Linked DNA regions of Homo sapiens: regions 1, 3 and 4 are each linked to region 2. A link is an interaction called in ENCODE POLR2A ChIA-PET data of the cell type or tissue named here. Cell type or tissue: B cell. All regions are shown on one strand. Each heading gives the region's core, and the rest is flanking DNA. Links, peaks and the distances in the headings are about the cores only.

The links. ChIA-PET counts read pairs that join two places held together with the same protein. Peaks named below come from ENCODE experiments on the same cell type or tissue, not always from the same donor. Only the 100,000 strongest peaks of a DNase experiment are listed, where the experiment ranks them.
Region 1: POLR2A ChIA-PET joins it to region 2 with 18 read pairs; 10 of 35 experiments call an interaction of 5 or more read pairs at or near these places.
Region 3: POLR2A ChIA-PET joins it to region 2 with 53 read pairs; 33 of 35 experiments call an interaction of 5 or more read pairs at or near these places.
Region 4: POLR2A ChIA-PET joins it to region 2 with 18 read pairs; 23 of 35 experiments call an interaction of 5 or more read pairs at or near these places.

Annotation. Positions count from the first base shown.
Region 1 is chr17:42,822,104-42,829,420 of GRCh38, forward strand. BECN1 (beclin 1) reads right to left here and starts at 2,179. Exons shown (of 12, transcript NM_001313998.2): 1 at 2,052-2,179; 2 at 1,645-1,776. The coding sequence starts at 1,774. MIR6781 (microRNA 6781) reads right to left here and starts at 1,840; the gene lies at 1,777-1,840. RefSeq lists enhancers at 1,406-1,972, 1,973-2,541, 2,408-2,537, 2,542-3,108. In B cell, for the core only: CTCF peaks have their summits at 2,283 and 2,482; a DNase peak (open chromatin) is centred at 2,218; H3K4me3 peaks cover 1,338 bases; H3K27ac peaks cover 1,416 bases.
Region 2 is chr17:43,365,068-43,372,444 of GRCh38, forward strand. It overlaps LINC00910 (long intergenic non-protein coding RNA 910), which reads right to left. Exons shown (of 6, transcript NR_027412.1): 5 at 6,180-6,359; 6 at 4,778-5,972. It overlaps LOC124904147 (U2 spliceosomal RNA), which reads right to left and starts at 3,020; the gene lies at 2,832-3,020. It overlaps LOC105371785 (a long non-coding RNA gene), which reads left to right and starts at 3,569. Exons shown (of 2, transcript XR_007065761.1): 1 at 3,569-3,922. RefSeq lists silencers at 2,534-2,828, 3,351-3,410, 3,961-4,120 and an enhancer at 3,228-4,067. In B cell, for the core only: no CTCF peak of the experiment used is centred there; DNase peaks (open chromatin) are centred at 3,244, 3,874 and 4,254; H3K4me3 peaks cover 2,340 bases; H3K27ac peaks cover 3,157 bases.
Region 3 is chr17:43,313,412-43,320,788 of GRCh38, forward strand. No RefSeq gene overlaps it. Among named protein-coding and RNA genes, the nearest start is that of LINC00910, 72 kb to the right of the region's middle. RefSeq lists enhancers at 1,994-2,631, 2,632-3,264. In B cell, for the core only: no CTCF peak of the experiment used is centred there; DNase peaks (open chromatin) are centred at 1,444 and 3,215; H3K4me3 peaks cover 613 bases; H3K27ac peaks cover 412 bases.
Region 4 is chr17:42,994,290-43,001,666 of GRCh38, forward strand. It overlaps RPL27 (ribosomal protein L27), which reads left to right and starts at 4,130. Exons shown (of 5, transcript NM_000988.5): 1 at 4,130-4,182; 2 at 4,460-4,542; 3 at 5,644-5,813. The coding sequence starts at 4,462. It overlaps LOC124904006 (a long non-coding RNA gene), which reads right to left and starts at 5,644. Exons shown (of 2, transcript XR_007065759.1): 1 at 5,432-5,644; 2 at 1-5,097. It overlaps RUNDC1 (RUN domain containing 1), which reads left to right. Exons shown (of 5, transcript NM_173079.5): 5 at 1-853. RefSeq lists enhancers at 3,687-4,886, 3,852-4,161, 4,172-4,411, 4,482-4,591. In B cell, for the core only: a CTCF peak has its summit at 3,857; DNase peaks (open chromatin) are centred at 4,022 and 5,132; H3K4me3 peaks cover 1,766 bases; H3K27ac peaks cover 3,202 bases.

The DNA of each region.
Region 1 (7,317 bases), core at 1-5,000, 540 kb before region 2:
GACGCAGGACAATCACTTGAACCCGGGAGGCAGAGGTTGCAGTGAGCCGAGATCGCGCCACTGCACTCCAGCCTGGCAACAGAGTGAGACTCCGTCTCAAACAAACAAACAAAAAAAAGAGCTAATTTCCCCTCAAGAAAGAGAAACCAGGTAATAATAGCAGCTAATACTTATTGAATACTATTTGCCCAGCAAATTCCTAAGTGTTTCTGTGGTTTGTCATATTTGAACTTTATAAATTCTTTATGAGGCAGTTTAACGTTTTACAGAAAAAATCAGAAACCAAGGCTTGGAGAAATGAAGTAACTTGCAAAAAGTTGTTCAGCTAGTAAATGACAGCCAGGATTTAAACCCAAGCAGGCTGACTCCAGGCCCATAAGCTTATTTAAGCTGCCTATTCAGTCTTCTCTTTTACTGTCTGACTTAATCTGAATTCTTCTGACTTTGCGGGATTTTGGGGTTTTTTATTTTTTTTAATTATAGAGACAGGGTCTTACTGTGTTGCCCAGGCTGGTCTCAAACTCCTGCTCAAGTGATCCACCTGCCTCAGCCTCCCATAGTGCTGGGATCACAGGTGTGAACCACCACTCCTGGCCTTTTTAATTAATTTATTTTTTGAGACAGGGTCTTGCACTGTTGCCCAAGCTGCAGTGCAGTGGCATGATCATAGCTTCCTGCAGCTTTGACCTCCTGGGCTCAAGTGATCCTCCTGCCTCAGCCTCCACCACCCACCACACCCAGCAATTTTTTTTTTTTTTTAGAGACAAGATCTCTGCTAGGTTGCTCAGGTTGGTCTTGAACTCCTGGGCTCAAGCGATCCTCCCACCTCAGCCTCCCAAAGCACTGAGATTACAGGCGTGAGCCATCACATCCAGCAAATTCTTCAGACTTTAAGACTCTACTCCATTTACCAGCTGTTGGACCTTAGGTAAGTCACTTAACCTCTCTGTGCCTCGGTTCTTCATCTGAAAAATGATGTAATGACGGTATACCCCGTACGGGTTGTTACAGGGACTAAATGAAGTAATACGTGTAATGCACTTGGTATTACTATATAGTAAGTCCTCAAAAAATACCATTTATTATTATATATACATATTCCTTTTCTCTGAAACAGCAGGAGCAGAAAATAAGGATCTTTCTTTTGCTACTGAAAGCTCTCTTTTTTTGAGACGGAGCCTCGCTCTGTTGCCCAGGCTGGAGTGCAGTGGTGCGATCTCAGCTCACTGCAAACTCCACCTCACCGGTTCAAGCGATTCTCCTGCCTCAACCTCCCGAGTAGCTGGGACTACAGGCACGTGCCATCACGCCCGGCTAATTTTTGTATTTTTAGTAGAGAGGGGTTTCGCCATGTTGGCCAGGCTGGTCTCGAACTCCTGACCTCAGGTGATCTGCCCGCCTCGGTCTCCCAAAATGCTGGGATTACAGGCGTGAGCCACCGCGCCCGGTCGGAAAGCTCTCAGAAGTCCACAATGTCAGAATGCTTTATGTTTCCAAGGAGAAAACAGGGAGCCAGATGAAGTGACTTTCCTAGGTTCACACGATGAGTTTGTGGCAGACTACACAGCCACCATAAGAATTATATCACCAAAGCTGCCCACCTTCCACATTCTTGACCACCCTCTTTCCAAGGGTCTCGCTGACCTGTGAGTTCCTGGATGGTGACACGGTCCAGGATCTTGAAACTCGTGTCCAGTTTCAGGGGCTGGCTGCAGCGCTGGCACACGAAGCTCACCTGCATGGTGCTGTTGTTGGACGTCTTAGACCCTTCCATCCCTGAGGCCGTGGAAAAGAGGCAACATTAGGGAGAAGCGACGCCCTTGACCTCCGGCCCGGGGTTACCACATGCCTTGGTGACGATGGTAAAGGGAGGGAAGTCCCAACCTGCGCCGTTCCCTCTAGGAATGGTATGATACGGGGAGGACCTGCTTCCGGGACAGCCTGAGCAAAGGCAGTTTAGAGCCCAGGGTCAGGGAAGGGACTCCAATAAGAGCCGTGAGGGTTCCCAGACTCCCTTCTAAGGTCCCACCTCAGCCCCCGATGCTCTTCACCTCGGGAGCCCGGAGCCCGTCACCCAAGTCCGGTCTACCGCGGAGGCACTGTGGCCTCGGGTCGGCCCCGGAGCGAGGCCTCCAGAACTACCATCGCTCTGTCTTCAGCGACTTCCCGGTAGCCGCCGGAAAACTTCCGCCCGAGACCGGACGTGACGCTACGACGGCAGCAGGAGCTCCTGGTCCACAGGCTCACAGGCCCGGCAGCGGCCCCCAGAGGCCGGGCTGGGAAAAGCAGCGGGCTTCAGCGGATGAACAAGGTTACCACGGGAAGTGTAGGAGCCAAGGCCGCAGAGAATGGGGAGGCTCCGCTATTCTCTAAATTCAGGGGGCGGCGGGCGCGGTGGCTCACGCCTGTAATCTCAGCACTTGGGGAGGCCGAGGAGGGCGGATCACGTGAGGTCAGGAGTTCGAGACCAGCCTGGCCAACACAGTGAAACCCCGTCTCTACTAAAAATACAAAAACTAGCCGGGCGTGGTGGGGCACGCCTATAATCCCAGCTTAATCCCAGCTACTCGGGAGGCTGAGGCAGGAGAATCGCTTGAACCTGGGAGGTGGAGGTTGCAGTGAGCCGAGATCGGGCCACTGCACTCCAGCCTGGGCGACAGGGCAAGGCTCCATCTCAGAACAACAACAGCAACAACAAAAGGCCGGGCATGGTGGCTCACGCTTGTAATTCCAGCACTTTGGGAGGCCGAGGCGGGCGGATCACAAGGTCAGGAGTTCGAGACCAGCCTGGCCAAAATGGTTAAATCCCGTCTCTACTAAAAAATACAATTAGCTGGGCATGGTGGCGTGCGCCTGTAATCCCAGCTACTCAGGAGGCTGGGGTAGGAAAATCGCTTGACCCCCGGAGGCGGAGGTTGCAGTGAGTCGAGATCATGCCACTGCACTCCAGCCTGGGCGACAGAAGGAAACTCCATCTCAAACCCCCCCCCCCCACACACACACACAAAACCAACAAAAAAAGAAAGTGATATTCAAATAAAAGCTTGAAGAAGGTGAGGAAGGAATTCTTACCTGCATCTTAAGGAAGAGCATTCTAGGCCAAGGGAACAGCAAGAGCACAGAGGGTACCTGTTTGGGGATTAGCAGAGGCTGGTGTGGCTAGAAGATGGGCAACGAAAAGAGATACAGAAAATGGGGTGAGGGAGGTAAGAGTGTTGAGCTACCACCTAGGCTCTTATAGGGATTGTAAAGCTCTGGCTTTCACTTTGAATGAGATGAGATGACTGGGTCTTGAGCAGAGGGACTTACTTCATTTTTAAAAACAACTTTATGGGGTATAATTTACATACCATAAGACTCACACTTTTTAAATGTACAGTTCAATAATTTTTAGTAAATTTACACAGTTGCCCAACTATCACCATAATCCAGTTTTAGAACATTTCCCATCTCCCCTTGCAATCCCCCACTGTGGCCTCCCAAAGTGCTGAGATTACAGGTGTGAGCCAATGTGCCTGGCCAAAAGTTTTTCATTTCAATAAAGTCCAATGTTTATGCTTTTGGTGTAAAAGAAACCACTGCTTAACCCAAAATTGTATGTAGTATTGTCTATTTTATTTTTATTTTGAGACAGTGTCTTACTCTGTTACCCAGGCTGGAGTGAAGCGGAACAAACAAACATGGCTCACTGCAGATTTGACTTCCTGGCTCAAGCAATCCTCTTGCTTCAACCTCCAGTGTAGCAGGGACCACAGGTGATCACTACCATGCCCAGCTAATTTTTAAAATTTTTTGTAGAGATGTGGTCTCACACTGCACTCCAGCCTCGGTGACAGAGCGAGACGCCATCTCAAAAAAAAAAAGAGATGGGGTCTCACTTTGTTGCCCAGGCTTCTGCTTTTTAAATTTAACATTTTTCTATGTTGCTACACAGTTATTGTAGTTATCATGGCTACATTACACTACACTAAATGTACTGCCTTAGTGTATTTTTTTACCGCTGGAAATTCTACTATTTCCCCTGTGGGTGATTACAATAATCCTGCAATGAAGAGCTGGCTACTTATGATAGAGACTCATAACTGGGACTACAGAATTAAGAGTGTGTCAGCTATTTAATGTCTCTTCCTTAACACTGGGAATCATTTTCCAAAGTGCTTGCACATAACTATATTCTGCTTCCAGTAATGTATGAGGAAGCCTGTTTTCATATTGCCTTGGCCAGTATTGGGTATCATATATTTGGGGAACAAAAGCAAAAAATGGCACTTCCTTGTTATTTTAATTAGCATCATTGATTGCTGGTAAGGCTGAACTTTTTGCTATGTATTTGCTTATTGTAGTTACTTTTTTTTTTTTTTTTGAGATGGAGTCTTGCTCTGTTGCCCAGGCTGGAGTGCAGTGGTGCCATCTCGGCTCACTGCAACCTCTGCCTCCTGGGTTCACGCCATTCTCCTGTCTCAGCCTCCCGAGTAGCTGGGACTACAGGCGCCCACCACTACACCCGGCTAATTTTTTATATTTTTAGTGGAGACGGTTTCACCATGTTAGCCAGGATGGTCTCAATCTCCTGACCTCCTGATCTGCCCGCCTTGGCCTCCCAAAGTGCTGGGATTACAGGTGTGAGCCACCATGCCCGGCCTTTTTTTAAAAAAAAAAAAAAAAAGAGACACGGTCTCACTCTGTCACCCAGGCTGGAGTGCAGTGGTGCAATATCAGCTCACTGGAATCTCCGCCTCCCGGGCTCAAGCAGTAGTTACTTTTTTCTGAATTATGTTTGCATTCTTTGATTATTTAGGTATTGGATTATTAGTATTTTTCTCAGTATTTTTAGTAATTTTTCATGAATGCTTTAATTATTTTCCAGATGTTCAGGAAGTTTTAAATTTTCAAGTCAAATCTGCTTATTTTTCTTGATGACTTATACTGCTTAGAAAGTTATTCCCACCTCCAGAAGTGTCTTTCTTTTCTTTTAAATGTATGTGGTTTCTTATAGTTGGTATTGGATGTGATATGTGGAACTAGATTGATTTTTCTCCCGGTTTTGTGACTAGGGATAGTGTTTACAATCCTTCTTCCTCTTGGCTCTTTCAGCATGAAAGCCCCTTTAGGGGAGGTGACTGGAATCATCCCCAAAGAATTCTCACCTAGTCCTGGTGTGGCTGCTTCATAGTCCTGCGTTTCTTCCTGCTTGGCTGTCCCTAACATCTCAGAAACGCATAGAGAAGTAACGGGCTTCTAGAGAGGTAGGGGGTATAGTGTTACAACTGAGGATTTGGAAGTTGAGACCACCTGGTTCTTTACCATCCACTAACCATGTGACCTTATGCAATTTATTCAACTGTTCTGTGCTTTGTTTTCTTATTTACAAAATGAGATTAATAGTATACAGTAGTAAATATCATAAAGGGTAGTGTGATAAATGAGCTGATACATTTGGAATGGAGGGGAATGACTGTTACATAGTGAATGCTCTGTGTATCCTCACACTTGGGAAGTATATGTAATCAGTGTATGTAGTGCTTGAGGGATTGTGAATAATACACAACATATCCTCAGTCATCGATTCAACAGATGTTTATTGAGCATCTACTATGTGCCAGTCCCTATTCTAGGTCTGAGAGGATATACTGGTGAACTGCTCTAATAGTTTATATTCCAGAGGAGAGAATTTGACAGTAAACATGTAACCAAGTTAATAAGATAATTTCAGATAATGGCAGATATTATGGGTTGAATGATGTCCCCCAAAAGATGTTGAAGTCCTAACATCTGGGACTAACACATGGGAATGTGACCTTTTTTGGAAATAGGATCGTTGCAGATGAGGTCATTGATGTTAGCCCTAGACCAATATGACTGCGTCCTTATAAATAGGGGCAATCTGGACACAGAGACAGACATGTACCGTGTCTGAGGGAAGATGATGTAAAGAGACACAGGGTGATCTGTAAGCCAAGGAAGACCTGAGGCTACCAAAAGCCAGGAAAGAGGTCTGGAACAGATACTTCTCTGGCTCCCTTAGAAGGAACATGGTCCTGCTGACACCTTAATTTTGGATTTCTGGCATCCAGAACTCTGAGACAATATATTTCTTTGGTTCTAAGCCATCCACTTTGTGGTACTTTGCTACAGCAGCCCTAGAAAGCTAATACAGTAGGTAAGAAGGTGATGTGATAGAGAGTAAGTGGGGGCAGGGTGGGAGGAGCTGCTTCAACTGGGGGATTCAGGAAGGCCTATGTTATCTGGAAACCACTGAGGGTGGTAAGTAGGGAAGAGACTTGACTGGCTGACTTAAAAAGAAACTATTTACGGGGGGATAGAATACATAGGGGAAAAGACACAAATCATACATGTATTTTCAATGAATTTTTACAAAATGAACACGTCAATGTAACCAGTACCCAACTCCCTCTCCCATGCCACCCTCTAATTGATGCCCACCCTAAGGGCAAACAATATTGTCAATTCTAACACCCTAGATTGAGTTTTGACTGTTTTTTGAATTTCATGTAAATGGAATCATACATGACATACTCTTGTTTCCTTTCGCTCATCATGAGATTCACCCACCTTGTGTAGTTTTAGTTCATACATTCTCAATACTTTGTAGTATTCCATTGTGTGACTATATTAAAATATAGATATCTCTCTTGCTGTTAAGAGGCATCTGGGTAGTTTCCAGTTTGGTCTATTGTGAATAGTGTTGCTATGAACATTCTTGTTCATGTCTTTTGGTGAATATATTTATGCATTTCTCTTGGGTGGGTCCCTAGAGTTGAGGTTTCTGGGATCTCTCTCTCTCTCTTTCTCTTTCTCTCTCTCTCTTTAGGTATATTCAGCTTGAGTAGATGCTACCATCTCTGTGGCTGACATATTAGCAGATTATTTTGAGCTGGCCTGGTGTGCACCTGTAATCCCAGCTCCTCAGGAGGCTGAGGCGGGAGGATCACTTGAGCCAGGAGTTCGAGACCAACTTGGACAACATAGCAAGACCCTGTCTCAGTCAGTCAATCAATCAATGATAAATTTTGGTGCTGAGTGAAGAACAGAATGTGACAGTTGGTGGGGGGTGGCAAGAGTGGAAATGGAGAGACCAGATAGGAGCCTATTGTAATAGTCCTAGCAAAGGATGACAGTGGCTTTGGCCAGGGTAACAAGAGATGGAGGAAAGCACACTCATACAGGATGCATTATACAGGGAAAGCTGACAGGACCTGCTGATGGGTTGAATGTGGAGAGACGAGGAAAAGAGAGGAATCAAGGTTGACTGTTAGGTTTTTGGTTTGAACAACTAGGTGGACAGTTATGTCAATT
Region 2 (7,377 bases), core at 996-5,995:
CCTGCCTCAGGCTCCTGGAGTAGCTGGGATTACAGGCACAGGCCACCATGCTTGGCTAATTTTGTAGTTTTTGTAGAGACGGGGTTTCTCCATGTTGGTCAGGCTGGTCTCGAACTCCCAACCTCAGGTGATCTGCCTGTCTCGGCCTCCCAAAGTGCTGGGATTACAGGTGTGAGCCACCGCGCCTGGCCGTTTTCTCTAGTTTCTTTAAATTTCCTCAAAATGGCTATTTTGAATTCTCTGTCTGAAATGTCACGTCTCAGTTCCTCTGGAATTGAACAAATGTGGTTTGGTGAGACCATGTTTTCTTGGATGATCTTGATGTTTGTGGATGTTTGTTTTGTCTGCGTATGGAAGAATTAGGTATTTACTGTATTTTTCACAGTCTGGGCTTGTTTCTGTGTGTCTTTCTTGGGAAGGCTTTCTGGGTATTCCAGGATATGTGTGCCCCAAGTCCAATCATGCTGTGATTCTTACAGACTTGTAGAGGTACTACCCTGGTGGTTATTGGGGGAAATTCAGCCAGCTATCAGGCAAAATTCACCCCTGATATTTTACGTAGTTCTTTTCTATTTTCCTGAAGTGTCGGCCAGTCTGAGAAATAAAGGGACAGAGTACAAAAGAGATAAATTTTAAAGCTGGGTGTCTGGGGGAGACATCACATGTTGGCAGGTTCCGTGATGCCCCCTGAGCCATAAAACCAGCAAGTTTTTATTAGTGATTTTCAAAAGGGGAGGGAGTGTACGAACAGGGTGTGGGTCACAGAGATCATGTGCTTCACAAGGTAATAGAATATCACAAGGCAAATGGAGGCAGGGCAAGATCACAGGACCACAGGACTGGGGCAAAATTAAAATTGCTAAGGAAGTTTCAGGCACACATTGTCATTGATAACATCTTATCAGGAGACAGGGTTTGAGAGCAGACAACTGGTCTGACCAAAATTTATTCGGCGGGAATTTCCTCGTCCTAATAAGCCTGGGAGCGCTATGGGAGACTGGGGCTTATTTCATCCCTACAGCTTCGACCATAAAAGATGGCCGCCCCCCGAAGCAGCCATTTTAGAGGCCTACCCTCAGGGACGCATTCTCTTTCTCAGGGATGTTCCTTGCTGAGAAAAAGAATTCAGCAATATTTTCCCATTTGCTTTTGAAAGAAGAGAAATATGGCTCTGTTCTGCCCAGCTCACCGGTGGTCAGAGTTTAAGGTTATCTCTCTTGTTCCCTGAACATTGCTGTTATCCTGTTCTTTTTTCAAGGCGCCCAGAATTCATGTTGTTCAAATACACATGCTCTACAATTTGTGCAATTTACACAATCATCACAGGGTCCTGAGGTGACATACATCCTCCTCAGCTTACGAAGATGACGGGATTAAGAGATTAAAGTAAAGACAGGCATAGGAAATCACAAGGGTATTGACTGGGGAAGTGATAAGCGTCCATGAAATCTTCACAATTTATGTTCAGAGATTGCAGTAAAGACAGGCGTAAGAAATTATAAAAGTATTAATTTGGGGAACTAATAAATGTCCATGAAATCTTCACAATTTATATTCTTCTGCCATGGCTTCAGCCGGTCCCTCCATTCAGGGTCCCCAGCTTCCCGCAACAGTGGTCTTGGATGAGATCTGAAAGAATCCTCTGGATTACCAGGCAGAGACTCTTGTTCTTTTCCCTTACTTTCTCCTAAATAAATGGAGTCTCTCTCTGTGCTGAGATGCCTAAGCAACCCTGTGCTGGTTCAGACCCAAACCCAGCACAGCACCAGGTCTCACTCAAAGGCCTGCTAGATCCACTACCTGCTACCACCTATGCCCCCTCAAAGCAGTAGAGCTCTAGGATCAGGTGGCCAAGCCAGCCAGGATTATGTCCCTCCCTTTAGGGCAGTGAGCTCCCTCAAGCCCTGGGTGGGTGCTGGAATGCTGTCTAGGAGCCAAGGTTTGGAGTCAAGACCTTAGAAATGTAACTGATGTTTTATTCTACTGCAGTTAAGCTCCTACGGAAACCACAAGAAAAAAGTTCTCCCCACTCTTGGCTAACTGCAAGATGCCTCCGATGAGGCCTCCTACCCAAACCTTTCTTATTCGCAGGGACCAGGCTTTCTTACTCGCAGGGACCAGGCTTCAGCTCCCTGACTAAGAAGTCAAATAAAGGTCGGGCGCGGTGGCTCAGGCCTGTAACCCTAGCATTTTGGGAGGCCAAGGCGGGCGGATCACTTGAGTTCAGGAGACAAACCTGGCCGACATGGTGAAACTCCCTCTCTCCTAAAAATACAAAAATTAGCCAGCCATGGTAGCGAACGCCTGTAGTCCCAGCTACTCGGGAGGCTGGGGCGGGAGGATCGCTTGAATCCGAGAGGCAGAGGTTGCAGTGAGCCGACATGAGGCCACTTCACTCCAGCCTAGGCAACAGAGTGAGACTCGGTATCAAAAAAAACAAAAAAGAAAAAATGTGAGCAGTTGGGAAGCAATAATATGAAAAATGAGAGCAAAAGTAACTGCAACATTGGGGAAGACTAAACAACGTCGCTTCTGGCGTTGGCTTATGGATGACCACCCTGCTTTCTTCACGTTTTAACTGTCTGGAGTCCAGAAATTAGCAATGCACCTCCTTGGCATATCAGGATGCCAACAAGCACCCTTGTCCCCAGTTTCAGGACTCGGCGGCGTACTTTCCCAATACGCATTCCCTTATTCTCAATCCGGTTAGAAGCAAAGAAGTAATACCACCCACCAATACTTTCCTTATACAACACAAAAACACACACACACATACACAACACCACATAATGAAACCAACGCGAATGTAAGTAAATCTGTTCTTTGTAAAACGTGTTTTGACCCTCTTTGGAAACACGGCAATACCAAGTCGATGCGCAGAGTGGAAAAAACCAGCTCCTATTTCATCTTTCTATTCCAAAACCCCACTTAAATATATCGTCCTCAGACCAAAAAAAATCAGTTATTCAACTGAAAAAAACATGCTACATTGGATCTTAGTCAAAAAGCCAAAAAAGAAACAAGCCCTTTCTTTCGGCCACAGCACTCCTTCTCCCACTCATCCTGAGGTCACGGTAAGAAAAATGATCCTCAAGTAAAGAAGCACTCTCTTCCCTAAGTTCACACAGTGTTCCTTGTTACAATTTGTAACATTGCATAAGTAATACTGTTACAAATTTGGGGGGGATATTCGCTTTCTCTTTTTGTTCCCATAGCTCCTGAGCGAAACAGCCATTTTATATTTGCATGCCCCGCCCCACAGGCTCCGAGCTCCGTCCTCCCCGCAGGCTGGCCCTATTACCACCATCTAACATCATCTTGCTGGACTTGCTTTATGTATTTATTTAAGACGGATTCTCGCACTGTTGCCCGGGCTGGAGTGCAGTGCCGCCATCTCGGCTCTTGCAGCCTCCGCTTCCCGGGTTCACGCAATTCTCCTGCCTCAGCCTCCCGAGTAGCTGGGATTACAGGCGTACACCAGCACATTAGGCTAAATTTTTGTATTTTTAGTAGAGACTGGGTTTCACTATGTTGGCCAGACTGGTCTGGAACTCCTGACCTCGTGATCCGCCCGCCTTGGCCTCCCAAAGTGCTGGGATTACAGGCGTGAGCCACCGTGCCCGGTCTGGACTTACTTTATTATATGTTATAGACATGTAATTACATATTTTGTATAGTTGACCACACAGAAACAGGCACTTAGGTCTCCGTCCCTCTAGCCATTTCTCAACCGTCTCGACCGGCGAGTTTTCGTTGAGGCGAGGGAGCGCTCGCTCCCACAGGTTCGAGGGCTGGGCGGAGCCTTGGGAAACGGGCCCTGGTAATCTCCGCTCAGTGAGTGGCGCTGCGAAGCTGCTTCTGCCCGGGAAGGAGGAGAGGGGCCTGGAACCGCCGAGGGAACCACCAGTTCCGACGCCCTGGGGTGGGCCCGGAGGACCGAGTGGCTGGGGCGGCACGGGGCGGGGGGCTGGGCGGGAGGAGCGGGGGTCCAGGAGGTGACCCAGGAGGGGGTAGGATCGGGCTGGGCCTCGTGGGCTCCCTGCCCCCGGAGGGGGCGCGCAGAGGGAGGGCGGTAGCCCAGTGAGCGCGACCACTACTTCCCTGTGAACGCGAGAGCTCAGACAAGCCACAGGGGGCCAGAGCCGAGAAACCGGAAGACCGGCGAGGAGACCATAGCACACTCCCAGGAAAGAGAGCGCGAGGGCTTGGGCCAGGATGGGGGCAGTGCGGGGGCTGAGGAGTGGCCAGATTCTGGGTGTACTTTGAAAGCAGAGCTGATGGCCTTTGCGGACAGTTGGGATGAGGGGTGAGAGAAAGGAGTGGAGGGTGACTCCAAGGGTTTGGCCAGAGCGACTGCCACATTCAGCCTGGGCGACAAAAGCGAAACTACGTCTCCAAAAAAAAAAAAAAGTCTGCCAGGCGCAGTGGCTCACGCCTGTAATTTCAGCACTTTGGGAAGCCGAGGCGAGCGGATCATTTGAGGTCAGGAGTTCAAGACCAGCCTGACCAATGTGGTGAAACCCTATCTCTACTAAAAATACAAAAATTACTCTGGTGTGGTGGCAGGGGCCTGTAATCCCAGCTACTTGGGAGGCTGAGGCAGGAGAATCTCTTGAACCCGGGAGGCAGAGGTTGCAGTGAGCTAAGATAGCACCACTCTGCACTCCAGCCTGGGGAACAGAGTGAGACTCTGTCTCAAAAAAAAAAGGTCGACAACACATAAGGCTGAAGGAGACTTAAAGAGACCTGACAACCAAAAGTGACAAGTGATCCTGGGCCAGAAAAACCTAAAGGACTTTATTGGGACAATTGGTGAAATCTGAACTCGGACTGTAGATCCAGTATGGAATTAATGTGAAACTTCCAGAAGGCCTTTGTTCTTAGGAAACACACCGAAGTATTGGTGGACTGGGGGGTGAAGGGACATCCTGTGTGCAAATTACTTACCAATGGTTCAGGAAAAAAATGTATATAGGTGTCTTCTTATGAGTGTGTGTGTTGTGTAAGAGAGAGTGAGACAGAGAAAGAGTGAGAGAGAAAATTATAAAGTAAATGTGGCCATCAAGGGGAGAGAGAGGGAGTGAAGGAGGGAGGGAGAGACAACAGAGAGAGAGAGAGAGAGAAAAGAAAGAGCACGAACTTGGGAGTTAAGAAGTGTGTCACTGAACCCCAGACTTCTCGCTTTACCAACTGTGTACCTTGCGGGGATGGGGAAGAGGGTAGAGAAGTTCTCCATGTAAGTCTTTTAACTTTTCTGCAAGTCCGAAGTTATTCAAAGATTAAAATAATTGAGGCTGGGCACAGCAGCTCATGCCCGTAATCCCAGCACTTTGAGAGGCTGAGGTGGGCAGATCACCTGAGGTCAGGAGCTCAAGACCACCCTGGCCAACGTGGTGAAACCCCATCTCTACTAAAAATACAAAAATTAGCCAGGTGTGGTGGTGCATGGCTGTAATCCCAGCTACTAGGGAGGCTGAGGCAGGAGAGTCACTTGAACCTGGGAGGCAGAGGTGGCAGTGAGCCGAGATGGTATCACTGCACTCTAGCTTGGACAACAGAGGGAGACTCTGTCTCAAAAAAATAAATAGGCCGGGCGTGGTGGCTCACACCTCTAATCCCAGCACTTTGAGAGACGGAGGTGGGCAGATCGCTTGAGGTCAGGAGTTTGAGACCAGCCTGGCTACCATGGTGAAACCCCATCTCAATTACAAATTCAAAAATTAGCCCAGCGAGGTGGTGGGCGCCTGTAATCCCAGCTACTCAGGTGGTTGAGGCAGGAGAATTGCTTTAACACAAGAGGTAGGGGTTCCAGTGAGCCAAGATTATGCCACTGCACTCCAGCCTGGGTGACAGAGTGAGACTCCGTCTCAAATAAATAAATAAATAAAATAAAATAAAATAAAAAATAGAGAGAGGGGGGAGAGAGAGAGAATGACAGGGACAAATATAGACAAGTGTTTGGAGGAGTTTTCCTGTTAAAAGAAGGGAAATGAGATGGTAACTATAGAGTGAAGTGGGGTCAGGGTAGGGTTTATTTTATTTACTTATTTTTAGGGTTTGTTTTAAAGTGGAAACAATAACAGCACTTTTACATGCTGGAGGTGGGCAGGGGGTGGGGGCTGGAAGAGAATACAACCCAGAGAATATGAAGGATGCAGGAGAGAGAGAGGGAGAGTTACCAGAGGTAAGGAGGGATGGATGGGTTCCTGTGCCCAAGTGGCAGGTGGGCCTTTGCCAGGAGCACGGATGGCTCATCCACAGCACCAGAGGGGAAGGTAGAGGTGGTGGTTACACGTGGAGGAGGTGGGTGGATGTGTCCTGGGAACTCACGGAAGTTTCCTCTGATTGTTTCTATTCCCCTGGGGACATAGAAAGCAAGGTAGTCAGCTGAGGTTCTTTGGAGGTTGAAGAAGAAAGTGAGAATCAGCTGTCTGGAAAATGTAAGATCTATACATTAGGGAAACAGGATGATTTCACTTCTCAACACTAAGAGGCTCACCTGAGTCAGTGATTGCAAAGTTAACCCCCACTATACCACCAGGGTCCCTTGGACCCAAAGTTATAGCTGACTAATCCATTCTTCTTCCCACCCCGAGCCCCCATTCATTTCCGTTTCTTTTTGGAGCAATTCTAGATGTACATACTGATATTTCATGACCTTTGTTCTTTTACAGGTCTTCCAATGAAATAAATAAGTTTCTTTCTTCCCCCCCTCTCCTCCCCCCCGCTTTTTTTTTTTTGAGATGGAGTCTCACTCTGTTGCTCAGGCTGAAATGCAGTGGCACGATCTTGACTCACTGCGGCCTCTGCCTCCAGGTTTCAAGAGATTCTCCCACCTCAGCCTCCCAAGTGGCTGGGTTTACAGGCATGCACCACCATGCCCGGCTAATTTTTGTGGTTTTAAGGTGGGAAATTAAAGAAAAATAAAATTAAAAAGAAAGAGAAATAAATTTTCATGTATTAGGCCGACTTGTCCCAGAGGCAGCAACGGGCACAGCCCAGACCCAGGAAAAGTCTTGATAATATTATCTAATGTGCTCTGGAGACTCTCTCAGCAATCCCTCAACATAAGGAGAAGAAAAACAAATTTTCCTTTGTTTTATGGAATGAGTTTATAGATTCCTGTTCTCTGTAACTGTAGGGTCCAGCCCTACTGGGCCTTGCGGGTTGTTCTCTTCGTGTGCAGAGACGAGAGACGGTAGAAAAATATGACACGAGACTAAGAGATAGTAGGAAAGACAGCTGGGCCCAGGGGGCCACTACCATCAATGCACGGAGTCCAGTAGTGGCCCCGAATGCCTGAAGGTGCTGCTATTTATTGTATACAAGGCAAGGGGGCAGGGTAAGGAGAGTGAGTCATCCCAAGTGATTGATAAG
Region 3 (7,377 bases), core at 1,028-6,027, 52 kb before region 2:
AAGATGGCCTGATAAACACGAAAATGAGCAGAGAGGCAGTAAAATAGTGAGCCCTGCAGGGTCATGATACTTACCACAAGCCAGGAGATTTACTAATCACTTTCTATTGTAGGAAATATTAATATATTTAATATTCATTCATTCATTCAAAAAATATATACTGAGTGGCTACTATATGCCAGGCATTGTTCAGGGTGCCAGTCATATAAAAGTGAACAAGCGACAAAGATTCCTGCTCTGGAGCTTACATTCTACTATGCTAAAATGCAATAAACGTATCATTGTATAAAATGTGGGGTGACAGGTGCCACCGAGTAGAATAAAGCCAGGTAAAAGAGAACAGAGACCCTGTGTGGATGAGGGTAGAGAACGCCAGGACTACAGACTAGATTTTAAGATTCCTGTTTTATACAGGAAAAAAAATAAGCCTCAGAGGAGTGACTTGCCTAAGCTGTTTTCCCTTGCTTTTTTTTTTTTTTTTTTTTTTTTTTGATACGGCGTCTCGCTCAGTTGCCCAGGCTGGAGTGCAGTGGGTGGCATGGTCTTGGCTCATTGCAATCTCCACCTCCCAGGCTCAAGCAATTCTCCTGCTTCAGCCTCCCGATTAGCTGGGATTACAGGCACCCACCAACCATGCCCGACTTTTTTTTTTTTTTTTTTTTTTTTGAGACGGAGTCTTGCTCTGTCTCCCAGGCTGGAGTGCAATGGTGCCATTGTGGCTGACTACAGCCTCCGCCTCTGGGTTCAAGCGATTCTCCCACCTCAGCCCCCCAAGTAGCTGGGATTACAGGTGCCCACCACCACGCCTGGCTAATTTTTTGTATTTTTGGTAGAGAGGAGGTTTCACCATGTTGGCCAGGCCAGTCTCGAACTCCTGACCTCAGATGATCTGCCCGCCTAGGCCTCCCAAAGTACTGGGATTACAGGTGTGAGCCACCCTGCCTGGCTATTTGTTTTTTTTTTTTTTTTTTTTTTTTTTGAGATAGGGTCTCAGTCGGTCCCCCAGGTTGGAGTGGAGTGCAGTGGCCTGATCACAGCTCATTGCCACTTTGGCCTCCTGGGGCTCAAGCTGTTTTCCCAGGGCTCAAGTGGTCCTCCCAGGGCTCAAGTAGTCCCCCAAGCTCAGTCTCCCCAGTCACTGGGACTACAAGCCTGCTCCACCACGCCCGGTAGATTTTCTGGTTTTTTTTTTTTTTTTTTTTTTGTAGAGATGGGGCTCTCACTTTGTTGTCAAGGCTGGTCTCGAACTCCTGGGCTCAAGTGATCCTCCCATTTCGGCCTCCCAAAGTGTTGGGATTACAGGCATGAGCCACAGTGCCAGGGCCGAGGCTCTTCTCAACTGCTGCAGCAGACAGCTTGGTTCTTGCCTCTCTGCAGACAGAAGACTTGTGTCTCAGGCTCAGTGCTTTGTCTCACAGAGTGCTGGACACACAAGAACAAATTATCTTTCTCTAGGTATCCATTTTTGGCTCTAGGCTCTCTGCTTCACAGGTGGATGGAGTGATGGGGAAGATGCTGTGGCCAGTGCACCTAGGTTCAAATCCTACCTCCCTGTGGTCTTGGGCAAGCTGCTTAACCTCTCTGCCTCAGCTTCTGCATCTGTATGTAACTTTTGCAAGTTTGTAATGAGGAGAGCACTTAACACAGAGCCTAAGCCAAACAGTAAATGCTTCCTATTTTATTGTCTCAGTCATTTCACAGTCATGACCCCTTCTGGGGAAGCTTGTGGGAAACTCTGACTCACATTGCAGACTACCGAGCCACGGTCCCTTCCTCGGCTCCGTTTCTGCTCCCTCCACCCCACGAGGTAGGCATTGGTGTTTCTGCTTTCCAGCTGGGGAAACAGAGTCCGGAGGTTAAGTGGTTTGCCCCCAGTGCCCCGCCGACAGGGCAAGGCGCGCGGACGGGGCTGTGACTCCCAGGGCGGCAGCCCCCTCGGCGCGGTCTCGCGACCCGACTTCTCTCTGTGGCCCCGGGAAGGGGGTGGGGGGCGGCGGGGCCTCGTCGGCTCCGCCTTCGCTTGGGACCCAGCCAGGCCGCGGGACGCTCCAGTCTTTACAGTGATGACCTGATGGCTTTCCTCAAAAGAGCTCGGACCACTCTCCTCCAACTCCCTTCCACAGACCGCTAGTGACGCCCACGCGCATTTCCCCCTGACCACTGTCTTGACCCCCGGATGGTCCAGACCGGGAGCCCCAGCCCAGCTTCGGCCGGCCGCTGCGAGCAGAGCTGGACCGCAGCGGGGACTCAGATCGCCGTAGCCACGCCTACCCACGCGGGAAAGGGCGAGACATGCAAATTAGAAATGGCGCTTCAGCCACGGGGCAAAAACAGAGCTGAGAATTCACTTGAAAACGTAGCCAACTATAAACCATGCCCAAAGGCTTGCTGTTTTCAACAGGCCTATTGAGAAACGAAGTTGTCAATTGCCCCTATCGTTGCTCACCGTGGGTGTAATATGGTGATATGAGGGTGGTAATGGCGAAGGCAAAGATGCTGGATTCGACAAATTTTTCCAGATCTCTGTTTGTGGTGAGGTGTAATTATGTGTGTTTTTCCTAGCTTAGTGTGTGCGTTCTTTCTTTTTGTTTCTGAGAATGCTGTGTTGAGGGGGTTTTTGGAGAAAACGGTGGGGTTGGGAGGTTGTAGTACTTCAAACAAAGGTGAACGATTTTTTAGGTGAGTGAGCGTTGTGTTTTAAAGGTTATACTTTGTTATATTCACGTTCTTATTGCGTTATATCATGCTTCAGAATTGGTCGTCAATATCCTTGTCTAGGTGAGAGTATGTGTGACCAGCCCCCTCCCCGCCTTTTTTTTTTTTTTTTTTTGTCTTATAGAGTGTCACTTTTGTCATCCAGGCTGGAGTGCAGTGGCGGGATGAGAGTTCACTATGATCTCGACTTCCTGGACTCAGATGGTTCTCCCACTTCAGCTTCCGGATCTAATATTTCAATAATTTCAAGAACACTGCATTCATTCCTCTCCACATGAGCAATTGCCAAAAGTAGGCTTTACATTTTTGCTCGTTTTCTTTTGGGTCTGTGGCTAGTCTCCACTTCCTTTTTTTTTTTTTTTTTTTTTTTTTTTTTTTTAAGATAGTCTCACTCTGTCCCCCACAACCCCCAACCCCGGCTGGAGTGCAGTGGCCAGATCTGGGCTTACTGCAACCTCTGCCTCCCAAGTTCAGGTGATTCTTGTGCCTCAGCCTCCTGAGTAGCTGGGATTACAGGCACGTGCCCACCATGACTGGCTAATTTTTTGCATTTTTAGTAGAGACGGGGTTTTGCCATGTTGGCCAGGTTGGTCTCGAACGCCTGGCCTCAAAGTGATCCACCCGTTTGGGCCTCCCAAAGTGCTGGGATTACAGGCCTGAGTTACTGCACCCGGCCTGTCCCCGAAATTCGATTGCAGCCGGCGATAAAGCTTTTTTTTACCCCGCTTCTCGGCAAAGCGTTGTGTTTTTATTTTAGCAGACTCACCTGGCACTAAGGACTGCTCTGGTGGTCTTCGGAGGCTCCTGGGATCGACTGCTTGGACAGAGGTGACATCACCCAATTAGTGAGAGCCAAGACCTAAGGCTGCAGCTGCCTTCCAGGTATCTGCCACTCACTGTAGAACGATCCCACAGTTCTGCATTTCTGCCCTATGCCCGCCAGTCACAAGAAGCTCCGGTCTCTTATCCCATGTCTGATTCCTGAAACCTTGCTAATTTTCCTACCATCCTCCCTATTCCCAGCCTCCTTTCTTCTTCTTCTTCTTCTTCTTCTTTTTTTTTTTTTTTTGAGGCTGAGTTTCACTCTTGTTGCCTAGGCTGGAGTGCAATGGTGCGATCTCGGCTCACTGCAACCTCCACCTCCTGGGTTCAAGCGATTCTCCTGCCTCAGCCTCCAGAGTAGCTGGGATTACAGGCATGTGCCACCACGCCCGGCTAAATTTTTTTTGTATTTTTAGTAGAGATGGGGTTTCTCCATGATGGTCAGGCTGGTCTCAAACTGCCAAACTCAGGTGATCCACCCGCACTGGCCTCCCAAAGTGCTGGGATTACAGGTGTGAGCCACTGTGCCCGGCCCCCCTTTCTTCGTTTGCTCTATCCTCCCGCTGAAGACATTGCTTTCCTCTTTCTGTTTGCTCTCCCCACCTCTCACTCCATTGTGCCTTGCACCTGTGCTGCCCACTACCTCTCCTTGTTGCTGTTGTCTCTCCTGGCTGCTGGTCACTCCATGCCAACACTTACTTTATTCCTTGAAGGTTTTTAGCTCCTGGAGCACTGACTTTCTCCAGCATAACTCCTGTCATCAATCGACACCCTGGTTCCCCAATTCCTTGACCTCAGCTTTGACTACCCCAGCCACTCACTTCCCTGGTCTAACCCTAGGTCATGTCATTGTCGATTGCCATAACCCCATCCACTTCGAGGGTCACACTCTCCAATCACCTCTACCATCCCTCCCTCTGCTACCCTTTGGTACCTGTCACCCCACTCCCCACCCCCTCAACCCGCATCCCCAAAGTCCTTGGGCCCACCTCCAACTAATCTAACTGCACCAACTCTAACAAACTGCACCTGTGTCACTGAGTGTAACTGGTGGAAGCTGACTGGGCTCACCTTAACCCTGGGCAAGCTGGGGGAAAATAGACATCCCACATTTGCTACCTGGGGCCCAATAAGTCTGCATTAGTCTGTGCTCGTGCTGCTAATAAAAACATACCGGAGACTGGGTAATTTATAAAGAAAAAGAGGTTTAATGGACTCACAGTTCCACGTGGCTGGGGAAGCCTCACAATCATGGTGGAAGGTGAAAGGCATGTCTTACATGGTGGAAGGTGAGAGAGAACTTGTGCAAGGGAACTCCCCTTTATAAAACCATCAGATCTTGTGAGACTTATTCACTATCATGAGAACAATATGGAAAAGTCCTGGCCCCATGATTCAATTACCTCCCACTGGGTCCCTCCCATGACACGTGGGAATTATGGGAGCTACAATTCAAGATGAGACTTGGGTGGGGACACAGCCAAACCATATCATTTTGCTGTAGCCCCTCCCAAATCTCATGTCCTCACATTTCAAAACCTATCATGCCTTCCCAACAGTCTCCCAAAGTCTTATTTCAGCATTAACTCAAAAGTCTACAGTCCAAAGTCTCATCTGAGACAAGGCAAGTCCCTTCCGCCTACCAGCCTGTACAATCAAAAGCAAGTTAGGGTCGGGCATGGTGGCTCATGCCTGTGATCCCAGCACTTTGGGAGGCCAAGGCAGGCAGATCATCTGAGTTCGGGAGTTTGAGACCAGTCTGGCCAACATAGTGAAACCCCATCTCTACTAAAAATACAAAAAAATTAGCCGGGCGTGGTGGCACATGCCTGTAATCCCAGCTACTCGAGAGGCCGAAGCAGGAGAATCGCTTGAACCCAGGAGGCAGAGGTTGCAGTGAGCCAAGATCATGGCACTGCACTCCAGCCTGGGTGACAGAGTGAGACTCTGTCTCAAAAAGAAAAAAAAAAAAGCAAGTTTGTTAATTCCTAGATACAATGAGGGTACAGGCATTGAGTAAATACAGCTGTTCAAAATGGGAGAAATTGGCCAAAACAAAGGGGTTACAGATCTCCTATGCAAGTCTGAAGTCCAGTGGAGCAGTCAAATCTTTTTTTTTTTTTTTTTTTTTTTGAGATGGAGTCTTGCTCTGTCACCCAGGCTGGAGTGCAGTGGCATGATCTTGGCTCACTGCAACCTCCACCTCCCGGGTTCAAGCAATTCTTCTGCCTCAGCCTCCTGAGTAGCTGGGATTACAGGCACATGCCACAATGCCTGGCTAATTTTTTTTGTATTTTTAGTAGAGACGGAGTTTCACCATGTTGGCCAGGCTGGTCTTGAACTCCTGAACTCAAGCGATCCTCCCACCTTGGCCTCCCAAAGTGCTGGAATTACAGGAGTGAGCCGACATGCCTGGCAGCAGTCAAATCTTAAAGCCCCAAAATGATTTCCTTTGACTCCATGTCTCATGTCCAGGTCACACTGATGCAAGAGGTGGGCTCCCATGGCCTTGGCAGCTCTGCCCCTGTGGCTTTGCAGGGTATAGCCCCCCCTCCCAGCTGCTTTCACAGGCAGGCCTTGAGTGTCTGTGGCTTTTCCAGGAGCAAGGTGCAAGCTGTCAGTGGAGCTACCATTCTGGGGTCTGGAGGACAGTGACTCTTTTCTTGCAGCTCCACTAGGCACTGCCCCAGTTGGGAGTCTGTGTGAGGGCTTGCACCCCACAATTTCCCTTTGCACTGCCCTAGCAGTGGTTCTCCATGAGGGCTCCACCCCTGCAGCCCACCTCTACCTGGACATCCAGGCATTTCTACACATCCTCTGAAATCTTGGCAGAGGTTCCCAAGCCTCAATTCTTGACTTCTGTGCACTCGCAGGCACAACACCACATGAAAGCTGCCAAGGCCTAGGGTTTGCACCCTCTGAAGCCACAGCCTGAGCTGCACCTTGGCCCCTTTTAGCTGTGGCTGGAGCAGCTGGGATACAAGGCACCAAGTCCCCAGGCTGCACAGAGCAGGGGGGCCCTGGGCACAGCCCATGAAACCATTTTTTCCTACTAGGCCTCCAAGCCTGTGATGGGAGGGTCTGCCACATGAAGGTCTCTGACATACCCTGGAGACATTTCCCCCCACTGTCTTCATGATTAACATTTGGCTTCTCGTTACTTATGCAAATTTCTGAGGCCAGCTTGAATTTCTCCTCTGAATTTTTTTTTTTTTTTTTTTTTTTTTGAGATGGAGTCTTGATCTGTTGCCAGGCTGGAGTGCACTGGCACAATCTCGGCTCATTGCAACCTCCGCCTCCCGGGTTCAAGCGATTCTCCTGCCTCAGCCTCCCGAGTAGCTGGGACTACAGGTGTGTGCCACCATGCCCAGCTAATTTTTGTATTTTCAGTAGAGACCGAGTTTCACCAGGTTGGCCAGGATGGTCTCAATCTCTTGACTTCATGATCTGCCCACTTCAGCCTCTCAAAGTACTAGGATTACGGGCATCAGGCACTGCACCCGGCCTGGGTTTTTCTTTTCTACCGCATTGTCAGGCTGCAAATTTTTTGAAATTGTATGCTCATTTTAACTTTTTTTTTTTTTTTTAATGGAGTCTTGCTCTGTCACCCAGGCCAGAGTGCAGTGGCGTGATCTTGGCTCATTGCAACCTCTGCCTCCTGGGTTTAAGCAGTTCTCTGCCTCAGCCTCCCAAGTAGTGGGGATTACAGGAGCCCACCACAACACCCTGCTAATTTTTGTATTTTTAGTAGAGATGGGGTTTCACTATATTGGCCAGGCTGGTCTTGAACTACTGACCTTGTGATCTGCTCAACTCAGCCTCCCAAAGGGCTGGGACTAC
Region 4 (7,377 bases), core at 1,654-6,653, 370 kb before region 2:
TTTGTGCTAGCATTACAGGAAGCATTTTCATTTGTCTCATTCTAATTAAATTCTCACTACTTACAAAGTGGGACAGTATTATCCCCACTTTACAGCTGAGGAAACTGAACTGCAGAGAGGTTAAATATTTTGTCCTGGTTTACATGATGATGGAAGACCTGAGATTTGGAGTCAAGTTTTCTGAATCCAGAGCCCACAGTCTATCTTTTCACTTCATTGTATCATGTTGTTTCTAGATTTTGGTTTCTCTTTCTCCTTTATCCACCACCCTCATTCCTCCCCTCACTTTGGGGAGGAGAAGGTATTTTCTACACAACTGCCAGAAATTTCAGCTGCCAAAGGACAAGGCTGCAGGGAGACAGGCCGGCAGCCATGACTTTCATGTCTAAGTTCTTGAAACCTAAATGTGTGTATCAACTGAGACAACCCAACAATTCCATCAGCATCCCTGCAGTCAGATATCTGCTAAGCTCTGATATCATCTGTCATTACTGAGAACAGAGCTCTGTCCTTCACTTAGGGTGAGACAGGACAAGGGAGGAGAGGCAGGCCAGTCCACCCAGATCCAAGGATATGCAAGAATGGAAGGGTCAAGAGCCACGGATATGTATGCAGTGGAAATGTAGGGTGTGTTGTACAAGTATGATCTGCAAAGTATTGTTAAAGCCGTCTAAGGTGCTCTCCAATCATTCATTCACTATTGATCACTTAGCAACTGCCTGCCTAGACTAGATGCTAAAGAAAGAGAAAAGTAAACCTACCCCGTGCCCTCAACAAACACAGTCTAGCAAAGGAGATACCATACCAATTGGAGATTTGGAGAGACTGTTAAAATATAGATTGCTGGGTCCCATCCCCAGAGTTTTTTATTGAGTTGTTTTGGGGTGGGGCCTGAGAATTTGGTTTCTAACAAGTTCCTAGGTTATGGTGATGCTGCTGCTCTGGGAACCACACTTTGAGATGAGAACCACTCATATCCAAACTAAGATTATGTTCTCTAATAAAGGTAAGTACAGACTGGATTGCTGAGAGAGCCCAGAGAAAGGAGAGATTAATTCTGCCTGGGAGAATTCTGGAATAACCTTGAAGGATGGATAGAATTTGAATAGGATTTTGCCTGGTTACTTGGAGAGGAAGAAAAAGACACAAGGAACAGCCCAGGGGGTATGTGAAGGGTGGGGGAGTCAGAAATTTATGCTGCAGGAAAGGTAGTAAGGAAGGAAAGGAGTGAAAGTTCATACTATTGAATAAGCCAACAATGGAGTTCAAGAAAAGTGAAGAACTTTTCAAGAAAAAGAGTTGTTTAAAGCTGTTGCTCAAAATAAGATCTATAGATCATATGGCTCCACTCCAGACCAGAATGACTATCTCTGAGGTTGGAGATACTTCTTTAATAAGCATCCCGGGGGCCAGGCGCGGTGCCTCACACCTGTAATCCCAGCACTTTGGGAGGCCTAGGCGGGTGGATCACAAGGTCAGCAGATCAAGACCATCCTGGCTAACATGGTAAAACCCTGTCTCTACTAAAAAATACAAAAAATTAGCTGGGCGTGGTGGCGGGTGCCTGTAGTCCCAGCTACTCGGGAGGCTGAGGCAGGAGAATGGCATGAACCCGGGAGGCGGAGCTTGCAGTGAGCCGAGATCTCGCCACTGCACTCCAGCCTGGGAGCGAGAGGGAGACTCCGTCTCAAAAAAAATAACAAGCATCCCGCTGGGCATGGTGGCTCACGCTTGTAATCCCAGCACTTTGGGAGGCCAAGGTGGGTGGATCACCTGAGGTCAGGAGTTCGAGACCAGCCTGGCCAACATGGTGAAACCCCATCTCTACTAAAGATACTAAATTAGCCAGGCGTGGTGGCATGCGCCTGTAGTCCCAGTTACTCGGGAGGCTGAGGCAGGAGAACTGCTTGAGCTCAGGAGGCGGAGATTGCAGTGAGCCAAGATCATGCCACTGCACTCCAGCCTGGGCAACAAAGTGAGACTCCATCTCAAAAATAAAAGACATAAGACAAAATTCAGAGGATTTAGTTACTGATTTGATTTGGAGGGTAAGGTGGCTTAGTCCTAGCTACTTGGGAAGCTGAAATGGGAGGATCGCTTGAGGCTAGGAGTTTGAAGCTACATCACACCTGTCAATAGCCACTGCATTCAAGCCCGGCAACATAGCAAGACCTCATCTCTTTAAAAAATGAAATATATAAGAAAAAGACATTTTAAAAACCATTGGAGGCCAGGCGTGGTGGCTCATGCCTGTAATCCCAGCACTTTGGGAGTTCGAGGCAAGCGGATCACTTGAGGCTGGGAGTTCGAGACCAGCCTGGCCAACATGGCGAAACTCCATCTCTACAAAAAATATAAAAATTAGCCGGGTGTGGTGGCAGGAGCCTATAGTCCCAGCTACTTAGGAGGCTGAGGCAGGAGAATCGCTTGAACCCGGGAGGTGGAGGTTGCAGTGAGCTGAGATCGCGCCACTGCACTCCAGCCTGGGTGACAAAATGAGACTCCGTCTGAAAAAAAAAAAAATTGTAATGGGGCCGGGCACGGTGCTGCGTCGCCTGTAATCCCAACACTTTGGGAGGCTCAGGTAGGAGGATCACTTAATCCCAGAAGTTTTTGAGACCAGCCTGGGCAATATAGTGAGTCCCCATCTCTACCAAAAAAAAGTTCTTTGATTTTGTTTTTGTTTTTTTCTTCAAATTACACGGGCATGGTGGCACATACCTGAAGTCCTAGCTACTCAGGAGGCTGAGGTGGGGGGATCACGAGCCCAGGAGGTTGAGGCTACAGTGAGCCATGATTGTGCTACACACCATTCAGCCTGGGTGACAGAGCGAGACCCTGTCTCAAAAAACAAAACAAAAGCCATTGCAATGGGATCCTGAGGGATACAGGGAAAATTGTATCACTGGAGAGCTTCAGGAGAGAACTGATGAAATCCTGGTTGTTCCACATCTTGCCCAAGACAAATCCTATAGGTTCAGATAAGCAAAAACTGTGAGATAGTTTATCTTTCCCTTAAACTCGGAAAGCACATAAGGTACCATGTGAAAACACTCTTCTGGTGAGTGATGGGAAATAATTCAGTTTGAGAGCCAACTAGACCTAGATTCAGACCTAGATTTGAATCCCATCTATGCCACTGATTAGGATTAACCTCAGACAAGCAATTTATCCTCTCTGAATTGCAATTTCCTCATGTCTAAATGGGAGGAGAATGCCCAAGATGCAGAGTTGTGAGGATTAAACAGGCTGCCGGCTTGTATAAAGTGCTCACATCTTGCCTGGGAGAGAATCGCTGCTCAGGATGGTGACATGGTAAACAGTATGGGTTCAGGAGTTGAACTGCTTGAGGCTGAGCCCCAGCTCCACTATTTAACCACTATAGACTTCGGGCAAATCTCTCTAAGCCAGTTTCCTCGACTCTAGAATGGAGATAATAGTATCTATTTCTTAGTGTTATGATGACCAAATCAGATGATGTGCATAAATAGATTAACCTGACCTGGCACAGGGTAAGCAGCTGCCATTCTTCTCCTCTACCTCCCTCATGCTTATTCTAGTTGGTAATGTCAGTGACACCACTAGACTTTAACTGTTGGGGGTAAATATCCTTTTTGTTTGTTTTTTTAAAACCAAATTTAGCAGTGGGGGGTTGTATACCAACTTTAGTGACCCTAACGTTGATAAGTTCTGATAACCCACTACTATCGGACCAGCCACCCTTACTGATCTTTGTCCCTCCCTCTTTAGCTAACAGTGCCCCCGACAGGCACCAATAAATGCCCTATTTTTTTCCCTGTGTCTCCCAAGAGAAAAAGTAAATTTCAGATTGTGTTCCCCCTCCTAGCGCCAGAGAAAGGAACTACAACAAAGCCTAGCTGCTGAGTCCAGAGCGCACAGCACAGTCGCCCTCCCAGCTCTTCCGTCGGCCGGGAGGAGTCTCCTTTGCTCTTGTCTACTGCTGGAGCTGCTAATAAAGTTTCATTCGAATACTTGAGCTGCCGCGCCCTGCGTTTCCCTCATGAGCTTCTTCCGCCCGCAACACGAGACTCAGCACCACACAATCAGCGTGGCAAAGCCTGAAGGGCGGGACAGGAAGTGAGGTCACTCCTCACCGGGGTGAAAGGTTAGCGGAAGTGTCCTTCTTTCCTTTTTGCTGGTAGGGCCGGGTGGTTGCTGCCGGTAAGTAGAAGCTTGGGTTGAATCTTTCAATCCGCTGCCATCCGCGGCTTGGGGGTCGAAGGTCCGGGCGGCGCCGGGTGCATTCCTTCCCTAGGTCTCTGGCGGCTACGTATCCGATCCTGTCCTGCGAGCAGGGCCCTCGGGCGGCCTTGACCAAGGCGACAGTGAACACAGTCTGAAGTTCCGGCCCAAGACCTGGGCTTGCTGGCAGGAGTCAGCTCTGGGCATCTTTGGCTTTACGGATTTTTAAGTGGCCCTTTCTCCTTGCTCTCTGCAGAAATGGGCAAGTTCATGAAACCTGGGAAGGTGGTGCTTGTCCTGGCTGGACGCTACTCCGGACGCAAAGCTGTCATCGTGAAGGTATCAGCCTCGCGGGACTCTGCGTCCTTGCATGCCGGGACCAGGCTGGCTGCGGCGGGGCGGGCAGGCTTGGAATTCAAGGCCTGTTTCTGGGGCAGTAGCCAGTGAGCACGGTCAGGGTGAACGTGGGAGAGTTTTTGAGAGAGGAAGAAGCACAGTAAAAGCAAATGTGAGCTGAATTGGGCTCCCAACGCATAAAGCCTTCTCCACCAGAGGCTTTAAATATATAGTAATAGTGGCTGACATTGCACGCTTGCTATGTGCTCCCACTGCCTTTCAGGTATTGTCATGTGCAGTCCTTGAAGTAATCATAGGGGATTCCTTTTCTTTTCTTTTCTTTTTTTTTTTTTTGAGACGGGATCTCTGTCCAGGCTAAGTGCAGTGGCGTGATCACTGCAGCCTCGACCTCCCGGGCTCAAGCGAGTCTCCCATCTCAGCCTCTCGAGTGGCTGGGACTACAGGTGCGTGCCACCATCCCCAGCTATAGGGGGTTCCTTCCTGTTGCTAAGGTTTGGAGGTGTTCTGTTATTTACCTGAAGTGCTGCAGCTGGGAATCTGTAAGAAGAGGAGGAAATTGCTTTTAGAAAGGTCACATAGCCCCTCACTGTTTTCCTCTTATCCATGATTTTGTAGCTTCTTGAGAGAGTTCCCTAGGCTCTGGCCACATACACCACTGCGTTTTGTTGTTGTGGGGACACTGGAGTACCCCTGGATTCCCCTCTCCCATCTCCTGAGACTGATCTCTGGAGTTAGGCTGTGGTGTCTTAACCTTGGCTGTACACTTCACTAGCAGTGGAGCAAGTGAATAGATACCAAGTCCTGTGAGCAGTGCTTGGCATATAGCAAGTACTTCTTAAATGTTAACTGTTGCTACTTTTAAATCTCTTACCTCTAGTAAGCCGTTCCAGATGCTTCCTGATGGAGATAAACACTGTTCTGTTTCTCTTTGGTCATTTCTCATAGCTTTCTGTGATTTTTCTCTTTATAATGGTGGATCTTGGAGACCTGAGGGTGGAAATATTTTTTGGACACTGCACTACCTCTAACACAGGGCCTAAATAGGCCCTCAGTGAATAACAAATGTAATTCTTACTCATTTAGAACATTGATGATGGCACCTCAGATCGCCCCTACAGCCATGCTCTGGTGGCTGGAATTGACCGCTACCCCCGCAAAGTGACAGCTGCCATGGGCAAGAAGAAGATCGCCAAGAGATCAAAGATAAAATCTTTTGTGAAAGTGTATAACTACAATCACCTAATGCCCACAAGGTGAGCATTTCAAGAACTAGAATTTAAATTTCTTCTCCCTGCTCTGTTGAATAATGAGACAGACCTTGCAGCCATTCCAACACCAGGAAGGGATATCATTTCCAAAATGTTCATCTTCAACTCATAAAGTGGCTATGGTTTCCAGTTTTGCCTTTGATCCATCTTTTAAGTGTTGGGTAAAGATTGTTTTCCATCCACAGTAAACACAGGCATGGGGTCTGATCTGCCCTCTTCCACTGTTCCACCCTCAAGGATAAATACAATAGGTTTCAAAAAGTCTGTGAGTGCGTGAAAGCAAGTCTTCCCCAATTAATTTTACTCACCTGTTGGGCCCTTTAGTCTGGGGACATACACTGTCTTAGTACAGTGTTTTGTTTTGTTTTGTTTTTTTTTGAGACGGAGTCGCCCAGGTTGGAGTGCAGTGGCGGGATCTCACACCATTCTTCTGCCTCAGCCTCCCGAGTAGCTGGGAGTACAGGCACCTGCCACCACACCTGGCTAATTTTTTTTTTTTTGTATTTTTAGTAGAGACGGGGTTTCACCATGTTAGCCAGGATGGTCTCGATCTCCTGACCTCGTGATCTGCCCACCTCAGCCTCCCAAAGTGCTGGGATTACAGGCGTGAGCCACCGTGCCCGGCCAGTACAAGTGTTTTTTAAGAAGTACAAGAGGCCGGGCACAATGGCTCACGCCTGTAATCCCATCACTTTGGGAGGCCAAGGCGGATGGATCACCTGAGGTCAGGAGTTTGAGACTAGCCTGACCAACATGGTGAAACCCTGTCTCTACTAAAAATACAAAATTAGCTGGGCATGGTAATCCTGTAATCCCAGCTATTTGGGAGGCTGAGGCAGAAGAATCGCTTGAACCCGGGAGGTGGAGGTTGCAGTGAGCCAAGATCACACCATTGTACTCCAGCCTGGGCAAGGAGAGCAAAGCTCCGTCTCAAAGAGGTGCAAGGCCGGGCACAGTGGCTCACGCCTACAATCCCAGCACTTTGGGAGGCCGAGGCGAGCGGATCACAGGGTCAGGAGATCGAGACCGCACTGGCTAACACGGTGAACCTGGGAGGTGGAGATTGCAGGGAGCCGAGATCACACCACTGCACCTCCAGCAAAAGAGGTGCGAGAATTGAGAAAGTCCTGAACAATAATTGCCAGAACCCAGCAGCATGCACCTTAAAGTTTGCTGCTGGTATTGCACATTTACTCTGGGTTGGCTGACCTAAAGGGGCAGAGAGAGGCCGGACACCATGGCTCACGCCTGTAATCCCAGCACTTTGGGAGGCCGAGGCAGGTGGATCGCTTGAGGTCAGGAGTTCGAGACCAACCTGGCCAACGTGATGAAATCTCATCTCTACTAAAAAAAATTAGCTGGGCATGGTGGCTGGCACATGTAATCCCAGCTATTCCGGAGGCTGAGGTGGGAGAATCGCTTGAGTTTGGGAGGTGGAGGCTACAGTGAGCTGAGATGGCACCACTGCACTCCAGCCTGGGTGACAGAGCGAGACTCCATCTCAAAAAATAAAAATAATAATAAAAGGGCAGAGAGAGCTGTTTCTTGG